Linked DNA regions of Homo sapiens: regions 2, 3 and 4 are each linked to region 1. A link is a contact called in ENCODE Hi-C or POLR2A ChIA-PET data. All regions are on one chromosome and are shown on one strand. The core of a region is the stretch at or near the end of the contact, and the rest is flanking DNA. Distances in the headings are between cores, read along the strand shown.

The links. A loop is a pair of places that touch in the nucleus more often than their neighbours do. ChIA-PET counts read pairs that join two places held with the same protein, here RNA polymerase II (POLR2A). Pooled maps may share reads with other maps.
Region 2: a map of naive thymus-derived CD4-positive, alpha-beta T cell shows a loop between it and region 1 (11-fold over the local background). The contact joins the promoter of ETV6 here to the promoter of ATF7IP in region 1. A Hi-C loop is called at or near these places in 1 of 168 maps with a recorded cell type or tissue (naive thymus-derived CD4-positive, alpha-beta T cell), 1 of 37 single-sample maps with no recorded cell type and 8 of 50 pooled maps.
Region 3: a map of HepG2 shows a loop between it and region 1 (26-fold over the local background). The contact joins the enhancer-like site here to the promoter of ATF7IP in region 1. A Hi-C loop is called at or near these places in 1 of 168 maps with a recorded cell type or tissue (HepG2). POLR2A ChIA-PET finds 5 or more read pairs at or near these places in 1 of 52 experiments (AG04450).
Region 4: a map of naive thymus-derived CD4-positive, alpha-beta T cell shows a loop between it and region 1 (9-fold over the local background). The contact joins the promoter of BORCS5 here to the promoter of ATF7IP in region 1. A Hi-C loop is called at or near these places in 1 of 168 maps with a recorded cell type or tissue (naive thymus-derived CD4-positive, alpha-beta T cell), 1 of 37 single-sample maps with no recorded cell type and 8 of 50 pooled maps. POLR2A ChIA-PET finds 5 or more read pairs at or near these places in 1 of 52 experiments (CD4-positive, alpha-beta T cell).

Annotation. Positions count from the first base shown.
Region 1 is chr12:14,364,086-14,367,168 of GRCh38, forward strand. ATF7IP (activating transcription factor 7 interacting protein) reads left to right here and starts at 1,597. Exons shown (of 15, transcript NM_018179.5): 1 at 1,597-1,742. It overlaps LOC124902884 (a long non-coding RNA gene), which reads right to left. Exons shown (of 2, transcript XR_007063220.1): 1 at 1,264-3,083. RefSeq lists enhancers at 1,178-1,995, 1,227-1,286, 1,757-1,816.
Region 2 is chr12:11,647,987-11,651,069 of GRCh38, forward strand. ETV6 (ETS variant transcription factor 6) reads left to right here and starts at 1,688. Exons shown (of 8, transcript NM_001987.5): 1 at 1,688-2,174. The coding sequence starts at 2,142. RefSeq lists an enhancer at 591-690 and silencers at 871-1,110, 1,401-1,610, 1,821-1,870, 1,881-2,040.
Region 3 is chr12:16,584,906-16,587,988 of GRCh38, forward strand. The region is part of intron 2 of LMO3 (LIM domain only 3); the gene reads right to left. It also overlaps a transcript of MGST1 not described here. Among named protein-coding and RNA genes, the nearest start is that of LMO3, 20 kb to the right of the region's middle. Within about 2 kb of position 1,511, at least 5 of the 41 ENCODE cell types and tissues checked have a DNase peak (open chromatin) inside an H3K27ac peak, as active enhancers do.
Region 4 is chr12:12,355,682-12,358,764 of GRCh38, forward strand. It overlaps BORCS5 (BLOC-1 related complex subunit 5), which reads left to right and starts at 1,397. Exons shown (of 4, transcript NM_058169.6): 1 at 1,397-1,828. The coding sequence starts at 1,771. LOH12CR2 (loss of heterozygosity on chromosome 12, region 2) reads right to left here and starts at 1,386. Exons shown (of 2, transcript NR_024061.1): 1 at 1,247-1,386; 2 at 1-1,124. RefSeq lists enhancers at 1,182-1,860, 2,747-2,826 and a silencer at 1,727-1,806.

The DNA of each region.
Region 1 (3,083 bases), core at 347-2,846:
TTCAGCCTCCCGAGTAGCTAGGACTACAGGCGCGTGCCACCACGACTAGCTAATTTTTTTTTTTTTGTATTTTTAGTAGAGGCGGGGTTTCACCATGTTACCCAGGATGGTCTCGATCTCCTGACCTCATGGTCTGCCCGCCTCGGCCTCCCAAAGTGCTGGGATTACAGGCGTGAGCCACTGCACCCGGCCCTAGGTGATATTTCTAAAGGCCACCTTATATTTTAAGTAAATTGAATGGTTCCAGTTATAAAAATAAGTATTAACAACCCTATTCTAATTTCTTATTAGTTACAAAAATTTCTTGTTCAGTTTTCTGTCTTCTTCACTAGAGTACAGATTTCTTGAGGACAGGCACCTAACAGATCTACAACACAGTGATTGCTAAATAAATACTGAACCAATACATTCATATAATGAGAAGTTACATAAAAAAACAATAACCACACGGTACCATCTAATATTATTTTCAGGCTATTCTTGCCTTGCAAAACATATGTACTTTTATTCTTTTTTTTTTTTTTTTTTTTTGATAAGGGGTCTTGCTCTGTAGCCCAGGCTGGAGTGCAGTGGTGAGATCTTCGCTCACTGCAATCTCGGCCTCCCAGGTCCCAGTTCAAGCAACTCTCCTGCCTCAGCCTCCTGAGTAGTTGGGATTACAGGCACGCACCACCATGCCTAGCTAATTTTTGTAATTTTAGTAGAGACGGGGTTTCACTATGTTGGCCAGGCTGGTCTTGATCTCCTGACCTCAGGTGATCCACCCCCCCTCAGACTTCCAAAGTGCTGGGATTACAGGCCTGAGCCACGGCACCTGGCCAAAACATATGTACATTTATTCTATCATTTAGTGCTTCCAACCTAGTTCAACTATAGTCATGATTGCCATTATACAGGTGAGAAAACTGAGTAACACACTTATTCCGAGGAACCGGCAAGGAAGCTGCAGTAGTTGAACTTGAACCCAGATCTCTTAACCAGTAAGGCAGTGACTTGTCCACTACCTCCTGTGGAATTCATTAAAGGCCGACTCCCAGCATGAAATTGAATAAATGGGATGAATACAACTTCTGGTGAGAGAGTATGATAAAAAGTGCTTGCTCTGTTACCAAGCAACTGAAAGAAAGTATGTTTTTTTCATTCCTTCATTATTAATACAATTCAAAGTACATTCTGTGAATTTAAAACATAAATGATGAATAAATCAACATACTCCTGGCTTTTATGAAAATCTTTCCCTCTGCTCTTTAAACTCTCACCTACCTCCTTCCTTCTTTCTTTTCTAAGCCTCATAGAGGGCGCTCACAAAGTGCTACTTATTGATTGAGGAAGATCCACTCAAAAAACACACCTCACACTGCAACTGAGAGACGCAGCGCCACCACCTCGGGCTTCCTTCTCTTTTCCACGCAGGAGGCGGGGCCAATGTCCCTCATTCAAATAAAAAACCAGAATTTGCATGGGGAATGGCTAGTCCTTGAGCTTATTGGCTGATAGCACAGTGGGCGGGGTACATAGCACGACCCCCCGGAGCCCCGCCCATATTAATTTGCATAACGGCCCCGGCGCGTGCAAGGGAGAAGCGGGTTTGTTTTTGAATCTGCGGAGGCGGCGGCGGTGGCAGCGGCGGCGCGGCGACTGAAGCGCGCGAAAAGCTGAGGCGGCAACGTCGGGGACGGCTGCGCGGGACGGCTCTGTAGGAAGGAACTTGGTTCCCCCTCCCTCAGCTTCCGCCCCAAAAGGTATATGTGAATCCCAGGGGCTGTTAAAACCACATTTTCTTAAATTACTATTGTATTTCTGAAGAGTCAAGACCGCATTATGGCGGCTGCGGGAGTTGTGTCTGCGCCTGCGCGGTTGCGGAGCTGCGGGCGGCGCTGCATGGGAGCACGTGATCTTGCGGGGTCGGGCTCTAGCTGCAGTTGTGCAGCTGGCGGGGCGGTGGCTGCGCAAGCGCAATATTCATTTTCAAGATCTAATGTTCTTGTTGGACGCCATTTGGGTTCTAGATTTAATTTTCCTCGTTCTTGAGGGGTTTCTTTGTGTTAACCTTAAATTCTCACAATTTTCAAGAAAAACATTACTCTAATGTTGTACTCCTGGGCCGACCTCAAGCTCTTCTCTGTTTTTTCGATTTTTTGAAAAATTGTGGACTTAATTTTCTGTAAAAATGATTTTCATTTGTGGTTCTTGATTATAATTTCAGTTTTAAAGTATTACTGGATTCAGGTTTATATTTACGGTGGTAAAGATCAGCACCTAGTGGTGTTCTCACGGGAAGTGCATTTATTTGAACTGCATATTTGCAAATACATTTTTAACCCTATTTTTACCTGTTCTGTTATGGATGTGTGGAATGTTTACAAAACAGAAACAATTTTAGTTTTGGGAATATTGGGGGAACGGGAATAGTGGAAGAAATTACAGTATAATCGAAAATGAAATCTCAATCTGAGGATTATTTTGGTTTTAAATGTTTGATCCTAAGTAAATAAAGTTTTAATTTTAATCAGTTTGTATGTTTCTGGGCATTTGAATTTTACATGTTTTAAGTTTCTTAGGTGACTTGTTCATTACTGCTTCAGCTAGATTATTGTTACTTTTGAAATTAATCAACTCATTTTCTTAGCATTTTTGTTTGCTATGATATGTAAGCTATAACATTTATTTGGTAAATTTTTCTGATGAAGAATTCTAGAAAGAACATCCATTACCCTGAGGCCTCTTTGAAGAAAGTGGACCATTAATAAAAAAAATCTGTTTTTTTCTTTTAAACACTGTACTGTATGCATGTGTGTAAGATACAGTTGTGTTTGATTTTTTAATTGTAAGTGTGCTCCTGGTTTTATTAATAGTTTTTTAGGGAAGGTAATTATAAATATGCTACTGATTAGTTTAAAATGGTAGTGTCAACTATAGTTAAATCTTATGTAACACAATTGGGGGAAGTTATATAAGATTTGATATGATTCTCCCGTTGTGCAAATTCTTTCTTACTAAGCAAAGAAACTTGCAAATGTTTTCCATAGACTTCATTTGTGGTTCATATATACAACAACTGGTTTCTTGGTTGGTTATAACTC
Region 2 (3,083 bases), core at 438-2,937, 2.7 Mb before region 1:
CTCCAGCCTGGGCGACATAGCAGACTCCGTCTTAAAAAAAAAAAAAAAAAAGCAAAAGAATACAGAAAATTGTTAAAGGGGAGAAGGGGGTGGTCAAAGGCAGAGGAGTCGGTGTGGACAAGACAGAGATCTCTTGGAGAGAGGGCAGGACTACCAGTTGACAAAACCTGTTCAGGTTCCTGGAGGCTCACAACCACCAGTTCCCATCATCCCAGCAACAGCACTCTTTCCCACCCTAGCCTCGTTCGTAATGATCTGATCAATGTGTGAACAAAAATATTGTGTGTACAAGTCTCAACACATTTGATAATGTGAAGAGGTGAAGGAAAGTGGGTAGGAAAAATCTGTAGGGTGGGGAGACTCGGGGAAATGTGTCCTGGTCCAGTGCAGGTAACATATATGGGTATATATGCGTATATACATATTTATACCATATTTAATATATTACTCTATTAAGAAATTATAACAAATTTCCTTTTACATTACACATCCACATATTAAACCCCCAATATGTGCTAACAAGGTTAGAATTTAAGTATAATGATAATGTTCTCAGTTTTTTGTGGTGGACACTTTAAGAGAGTGTAAATAATAATAAAAATAATAGAGTGATCAGATCACTTGTGCTCAGGGCTAGACCCTTCAGCCCCAACGGCCTTAACCCCCCTCAACTGCTTTTCCAACCAAATATTCCTCCCCCTGCAGGATCCCAGGGCCATCCAATCAACCGGCCAATGACGGTTTCAGAGAAGCGGTCCTGGGGAGGGGTATTATCTGCAGGAACACGTCCTGCCAACTTTGTAGTCGAGTCACCTATTTCGGTTGGTAGCGGCCGCTATTTCTTTAAAAGGGCAGTGGATTTCGAAACAGGAGGGGGAGGTCAGGAAAAGGAACTCAGCTGCCTTTGATAACTGCCCTGCAGCCTTCCCTTCCCGGAGCGCGTGCTCGGCTCGGGAAGCGCCCGCGGCCGCCGCATCCCCGAGCGGGCGCGTGGCGCCACCTCTTTCCGGGGCGCCCACCTTCCCCGGGAATCCCCCCGCCCGACGGTCCCCCAGCGTCTGCGGCGCGGCCGCCCCGGCTTTGTCTCCGGCGTCGCGCTCGGGCGCCCGCTCTCCCCACATTTCCCCGTGTGCAGGCTGTAACCCGATCTCCCATTTCCTGGTGGATTCTCTTAAAGAGGCAGCGGTCGAGAAGCAGAACAAAGGCTATTGTTTTATTTCCTCCTTCGGATTCCGCGTCCTAACCGGAATGGCCCTTCATAGATAATTACTTTCGTTGCATCTGCGCTTAGTGAAACGTTTCAAAACCCTTGTGCACATCGATGTATCCAAGAGACGGAGCCAGGGGAGGTGGGAGGAGTTTAATAAAACCTGTTTTGTGGTGTCTGGGGCCACAATGTAACGTTTTTTAAAGGTGTCTTCCTTAAGCCCGGAAATTGGCTCGGCCAGCGGGAGGTCTCGCGGCGTGGAGGGCGGGCGCCCGCACCGGGGGCCGGCCTGGGGGGCTGCGCCGCTCGCCCCGCTCGCAGCCGCGGCCCCACGCGGCCCCGCTACCCGGGTTTCCTCCGCCCGCGCCCCCGCGGCCGCCCCTCCCCCGCGCAGCTTTTATTTCCCCGATGCCGGGCTGTAACCCGAGCTTTTATTTCCTGGTGGCTCCTTTAAGAGGCAGAGCTCAGTGCTGGGAATTCACGTCAGTTTCTGCACTGAAACTCTCAAGATCAATGAGCAAAGAGCTTTCTCAGTTCTGCCTTTCAGTTTCTCTCTTCCAGGAAGGAAAACATTCGAGAGAGCGAGGGAGAGCCGCGGGAGGGCGGGGGGCGGGGGCGCCGGCTGCGGGTGGGAGGAGAGACCGGGAGGCCGGCCGGGCTGCGTCCCGGGTCCCCGCGCCGCGCCGCGACCTGCAGACCCCGCCGCCGCGCTCGGGCCCGTCTCCCACGCCCCCGCCGCCCCGCGCGCCCAACTCCGCCGGCCGCCCCGCCCCGCCCCGCGCGCTCCAGACCCCCGGGGCGGCTGCCGGGAGAGATGCTGGAAGAAACTTCTTAAATGACCGCGTCTGGCTGGCCGTGGAGCCTTTCTGGGTTGGGGAGAGGAAAGGAAAGTGGAAAAAACCTGAGAACTTCCTGATCTCTCTCGCTGTGAGACATGTCTGAGACTCCTGCTCAGTGTAGCATTAAGGTAAAAATCTTCTCCCCTCCTTCTACGTGGTGGAAACCCTGAGCTGCACCGGCCAGGGCAGTCGTGCTGGGCTCCTCAGAGCAGGCTGTTGCAGTTGCTCTGTTCGCAGGAAATTATTTGGGGCGAGAGGGAAAGAGATGCAGCTCGCGGTGGCTGCTGTACCCTTTAGCGTAACCTTGCTACTCCCCCCCACCGCCGAGCCCCTGCCGGCTCCTCGGCCCCCACCCCCTTGCTTTTTGACAATGAAATGCCGGTCACAATTGGTCAGAGCAACCCGGATTGTCTCCAGAACCGTAAAACACCCCCGTAATTAGTGCGCTTAAAAAAAAAAAAAACAAAAAACAAAAAAAAAAAACCTGCTCCCTATTCCTACACCCAACATGTGACTGAAATATAACTTTTGTTCCCGAGGGGTGGTCGTCTTAGAAAAAAAGTTGTTCAGTTTCCACTGCGATAGAATCTTTTTATTTTTTTAAAGGACTCTCTGGGTCTGATCAGACAGGATTTTTTTCCCCCTCGTCTGATTGTAATTGCAAGCGCTGTCGGAGAGACAGTCCTGGTGTCAGCTTTTCCTAGGCATTGCACAATGAATTTTTTTTTAAAACCAAGGTGAATAAAGTTGCTGAATAGTTATTTTACTCCGATCCATATGAAAGTTGAGCAATCCCAAAGTAGAAAACTCCTGTGATGGAGGGAGAGGAAGAACTAAGCAACCAGGCAAAATGACCTTCTGTGTTTGACAGTGCAGAGAGGCTATCTAAGCAGCACTCTGTAAATGCAGGGCGGTAGATGTTTGTAAACACACTGCTGGGCTACCCAGTAGTTGTGTGTATGCATGTCTATATATCTGTAAAGACTGTGGTGCTGCGGTTTGTTGCTTCTAAAAAGTTGTTGTAAAGTTTGCCACCA
Region 3 (3,083 bases), core at 261-2,760, 2.2 Mb after region 1:
CTGTACACATTAAAGGGCCTGATCAGTTATCTGAAACCAGAATTTTATGATTCTGACCAAAAAGTTACATACTAGTAGCTGTGTGCCACATTAGAGTTAGTTGCCAATGTCTTATATACAAGAGATTTTACTGAAATATCTAGAAAAAATATCTGGTTTATCCAGAAAAATCAGCAACATTAGGCCCACATTCGTACAGTGTGCTGGAATTAAGTCATGGCTTCCCCCTTTGGGTGGCGCATGCAAGCCCCAGTTCACAACGTTATTTTTCCTTCCAGACTCCGGAACCTGGAGGCAATTGAGTTTGTAATTCCCGTCTTAGCCCTTGGCAAGATAAATAATTCAGCCTATTTTATTTACATTCAAGTATCATGGTAGAAAACAAGTTATTGATTACTGCTTCAAGAAAAAGGATTTGCATATTTGTGTATATATTTTTAAAAAGTGGATTAACTTTATGTTAAACAATCACTTGGCCACAAAGATTAATATTAACCTATATTAAAGGTTATTTTTGCTACCATCTTCATCCTACACAGTGAGCATAAATGTTGTTTCAAATATTGTTCCCAAATATTATTCAAATTCACCTAATTTTACATATAATTGCAGATTAGAAAACTAATTTCATCACAATCTCCCCTTTCCTAAATTCCTCTCACTCAGCTATCTGAGCATCTCTCATGCATCAGGCCCTATGTTCCCACCTGTATTTTCTTTCCGTTGAAGTCCACCCATTCCAATTATTTAAGTGATTTCATTTGAATGATGTCAAAACTAATCCTCAGGTGATGTAAGCAGCTCCAAATATAATAATAGAAAGGAAAATATGGGTGAGAAATTACAAAAGGCTGGAGAATCAATTAACATATATACTTCTAAACAATTGTTAGAAAGTAAATTTGATCTGGGCTTCCCAGGAAACAAAGAAAAGAGGGAAAATGTCAACATGTATATGATTCACAGGCCCAAGTAAAACATCATTTAGTCATTTATAGTCTCAGAAATCTTGCTTATCCTAAGATCTGGGCGACATTTCACCAGTGAGGCGGTAGGACATTGTGTGATACAGTAAACAAAGTCCCCAATAGCATCCTTAGGACACTGATGTTTTTGCAGCTGTTAATGAAAATCTTCAACACAGGAAAACAGCAAAACCTTGATGTACAATTCCATAAAAATTTTTGAGGGGCCAAAACAATAGGGGTCAAGATCAAAGACACAGGGAAGGATAAATTAAAAACCATCACAAGGAATAATTCAACATCCAGTTTTTCAGGTAATCTGCCATAAATACTATTTCCTTCAGATGACTTCTTAAAACATAAGAATGGAAAAGCAGCATTTGAAGTTGTAATCTCTGGCAAGAACACAGAGTGTTAAGATGTCATGATACGATGAAGTCCACATACGGAACAACTAAGAAACAACTAAAACACGTGCATGAATGGAGAACCACTGCATGGCTGTGGCAAGGAGAGCGGAGGATCCTAATCTTCCCCAGCAAGGCTTTCTGGTTCTCCTCCAACACACAGCTGAGTCACAGAGGCCCTGGACAATGTGTCTGGACAAATCTCACGCTAAGCATTATCTTCTACGTCCACAGAAAAAAATCTGTTGTATAATATTGTCAGATTCAGGCCAACTGAATTCTGGAGGACATATGCAAAGACACTGCATTTCATCTTTGGACGTCCTTTCTTGGCAGGACCACTTGTCTCCCAAAGCCTGTCCTAGGATGTGGCAATAAGGCTATACCGTCGGGGTAGAGATTTCAAGATACACATCTTTTGACCCCCCATTGCAGTAGATGATGTTTTTTTCCATTTCTCTGGTACTTGAGCTAAGCTCCTGTGGCTCAGATTATTTATTGCATTACTTTTGTAACCTTTCTCCCAAAGGAACATGTAAGCCATACACAGTTGGCATCAAATATTACTGGATGACAGATTTGTTTTTAAAATGGTAAAATTAGACAATACGTCTCATCTAAATTCATGGAATTCTCCCCTCTAATAATAGAGTCATGTGATAGCTTAAAAACACATGCTTTATCATCATTCAGTAGCAGTTTATTCATTAGAACATTCTGTACTCCTCTAAAAATCCAACATATCTCGTCACATCTCATATTTGGTTATTTTCCTTCTCAAAAGGTCTTGTTACAAATCTAATGCATTTAACTACCAAACTATGCCCACAAGGGTACTTGGACAATGGCTTACATTTTAAATTATAGCAATTGTGGGTGCTGCTGACCTGTCAATCTCAAATATATTCATAAGCTACACACACGAAAATGAAATGAACAAAGTGATTCAGATTAAACAGCTCTGACTATCCATTTTAAGAAAATCACTGGGTGTGCCTAGGATCCAATGCTAACAATTTGTTACGCACTGCAGTGTTACAGCTTTCTAAATGGTAAGTAACTGTTTAAAAATTCCAAAGCATTCTTAAAACGTTTCACTTAAACATTTCTGCAATAAAATCTTATTGAACTGTTGCTTTCATTAATTTTCTACAGACTAGAGAGCAAGGAATTCAAGTTCGATTTTTTTTTCTTTTACTTTGCCTACTACTAGCAAATAAACTGTGCCTCTTTTTTAAATAAACCCCTGGCCTTGAGTTTTGGCCCCTTAATAGTAGCCTACATGGTTGACTACCCTTGGTGTTAAATTTTCTTAAATTGTATTTCTGTCAGTGTATCATTTTTTTAAGCAATGGACCCTATAATAGCAAGCACTGGTCTGTCAGGAGTGCATTTTAACAGCACGACACAAGTATTTTTCACTACAGGAGACAAACAATGATATGTATTACATGCAGTAAACACTGCCTTTGGTACACAGGGTTCTCTTAGCATTTATCTGTCTAAAAATCTCACTGTGTCCTGAATGGGGGGTTTCAGGGGGAGGGAGAGGAACCTTGTCTCATATTAATGCTGCCAGTAGCTATGGTATAGTGTTAGAAAAAGTCCACAAGCATTGCTACATTTCTCATGAAAGAAAACCTTGATTTAATTTTAAATGAACAAAACAAGGAATATTAATTCATGCTTAAAAAGTCCCTTTCTTTCAGAT
Region 4 (3,083 bases), core at 147-2,646, 2.0 Mb before region 1:
AAACCTCAAGACTAGTTAGACACAACTTTCTAGAAGCCTGCCCTGATCTCTCAGGCAGTTTTTAGTTCTATCTTCATATTCCCAGAGAACACTGTACTTAGATTCATTTGCATTTTTCTCATTGTATTGCAATGGTGAGCAGAGGAAAGAGCATCAGATAGTCCTAAATAGTTCGACCACTGACCACCTGCTGACCATGGAGGAGTCACCTACTTACAGGCTGCAGGGTTGTTGTGAAAATTAAATAAGGTAAAATAGGGGAAATTATTGTGATATAGTAGAGTGGAAGGGACTTAAAAATCATTTAGTCAACTTGACACTTCTTCTGAGACTTTTTTTTTTTTTTTTTTTTTTGAGACGGAGTCTCGCTCTGTCGCCCAGGCTGGAGTGCAGTGGCGCGATCTCGGCTCACTGCAAGCTCTGCCTCCCGGGTTCACACCATTCTCCTGTCTCAGCCTCCCGAGTAGCTGGGACTACAGGCGCCCACCATCATGCCCGGCTAATTTTTTGTATTTTTTAGTAGAGACGGGGTTTCACCATGTTAGCCAGGATGGTCTTGATCTCCTGACATCGTGATCTACTCGCCTCAGCCTCCCAAAGTGCTGGGATTACAGGCGTGAGCCACCCCGCCTGGCCAGAGACTACATTTTATACATATAAAATCTCAAGGCATTTACTTGAAATTTCTTGACGCAGACAATGTAATATAAAATGAGTTGCAAAGTTCGGAGAACGCTAGAGCCAGCTAACTCCTTGATGGCATTGCATTGCTAGGTCTACTTTCTTGCCCTAGCAAAAATGGCAGTTTCCTTTCTGGATTACTCCCTCCTCACCTTCTGTTAGTTTCAGAGTGACTTGTTGATAACTGCCAAGGTCCCCAGAAAGCGCCTAGCCAAAAAGGTTCTTCACTTCTCTTTAAAGATGTGCACTCCCTAATACATGAAACAGCATTTTCTATTTCTTAATTTTTCTCTCATTTCCAGCTGCTGCTTTCACCGTCTTCTGGTATTTTTTTGTTTGGTCGTCCACTGCTAAACTCCCAGCTCTTCAGAATTCAAAATGAGCTTTGCATCCAAGCTGTTGTGGGTTCGAATCCTGGGTCTATCTAGCGTTTCTTTCTCCATCTGTAAAACAGGGTTAAAAATACCTATTTTGTAAAGTTGTTCTCACATGTGGGTATTGAAGAGCTTAATAGTGTGGGTGGTGTTTTAAAGGTGACGCATCCTTACAACAGGAAAGGGCTTACCCTCTTCCGCAGTTCTGGCTTCGAGGAGGTCAAGCCCTTTAAGGTGGCATCGCCCTAAGTCGCAGGAGCGGGTCTCTCCGCCCCTCCCTCGGGCCGGGGGGCGGGGCCTCCTAATCCGGAACTGAAGGTCTTGCGTAGCCGGCACCGCCCATCTGCGTCCCGGAAGGAGCGAGCTTGCGGAGCGTGAACCAGTGAGTGAAAGCGGCGCCGCCCGCCGGCCGCAGGTGCGGCAAAGCCAGTGTCATCTGCCGGTTCTCTTAGGGCTCCCGGAAAGAAGGAGGGCTAGCCGCGTGCGTTCGCGCCGCGCCTCCTTGCGTTTCTGTTCCCCAAATAGGGCCTCTCCTTCTCCCGCCGCCCAGGCCCCTGCGTGGGCTGGACGCGTCAGCCCCACACATTAGCCTCGCTGCGGCGCCCAGACTCTGCTTTGCCTCCCCGTCCCGGTCCCTGGCCCCTGCCCTGTCGCCCGCCGCCGGAGCGGTGACCGCCCGGCCCGCCGTTCTTCTGCTGCCACCGCTGTCGGCACCATGGGCAGTGAGCAGAGCTCCGAGGCCGAGAGCCGACCCAACGATCTGAACTCCTCAGGTCGGTGTCCTAACCTCCCACCCTCCTCCAGCCCGCCCTGTCCCCTTGCAGAGCGGGCTGCCTCCCAGACTAGGGTCAGGGACTGCGGACGGGAACGCACAGAAAAAGCCTTCACCGTGCTAGTAGGAAAAAAAAAAAGTCACCATCTGTCCTGGCCTCGATTCCCCTGATGGAAGTGCGTGTGACTGCAAGCTAAGCCAGCGTGGGCGCCAGTGCCCTTATTTATTTTCAAAACAGCCGTTTCTCCCAGCTACAGCCTCCTGTTTAAAAGACGAGCTAATTAATTTTTGGCTCTAGTGCTCATGGCTGATGTAGTGAGATTTGGCTCACACAGTGGATGGATTATAGGACCTCTAAGAACAGTCTGTTTCTTAAAAACGGGTGTTAGAGGTTCCTTTTCTGAAGGGATATGTGATAGGTGTCCACTTGCTTTGAACCCTTTAGTGCAAAGGTCTCCAGAAACAGCTTTTTCTTCTCAGAAGGTGTCTTGGTCCGTTTTCTAATCTTGTAGAGGTTGGCCAGACAGCAGGCACTGGTGTTTTCCATTGTTGTTCTCTGTCCATGATTTTTAGACTTCTCTAAGCGTTTGAGACAAGAATGGGAGGATTATTGTGTTTGCAATACAGTGAGTGTTCAATAAATAGATAAAGCAGCTGATGTTTAATTGAGGACCATTTGCTGCTTTTTTTGTTACCCACACGCTAGGACAGCTGGGAGTGCTTTGGTTAAGCTCCGGGGTTGCTAACGCAAATTGGTTAAATCTGGGGCCTAAAAAGAGTCGCCGATTTTAGAAGTTCTCTGTTCTTGATAGGAGCTGTAATTCAGAAATAGGCAAGCTAATAGATCTAAGGGTGTTTCACTTTAAGGTGTGACTTTCAAGACTAGTTCAGACCTACATTCTGGGGACTGGATTGGGGCAGCTTTGAATGGTGAGCAGCATCTACTAGCTTTGCTACGTTTTTCTATTTCCTTGGAAGGGCCAGAGTGTCATATCTGTTATAAGAAATATAATAATTGCCACCTTTGACATTCTTGCCTCTATGGCAGGGCAGAAACATATTTTAGGGGGAAGCGGTGTGGCATCTTTTTAATTTGTTTTCTTGCCCATGAACCAACAGCATTCGAGCATTTCCGATGTTAGAATTTGCCTATTCCCCTGTGCCCGGTACTTTACATACATTTACATATAATTTTTGCAGTAATCCCATTTTACAGATAAAGTAGTAGAGGTTAGCTAGAGTGTTTTGAAGTCCCC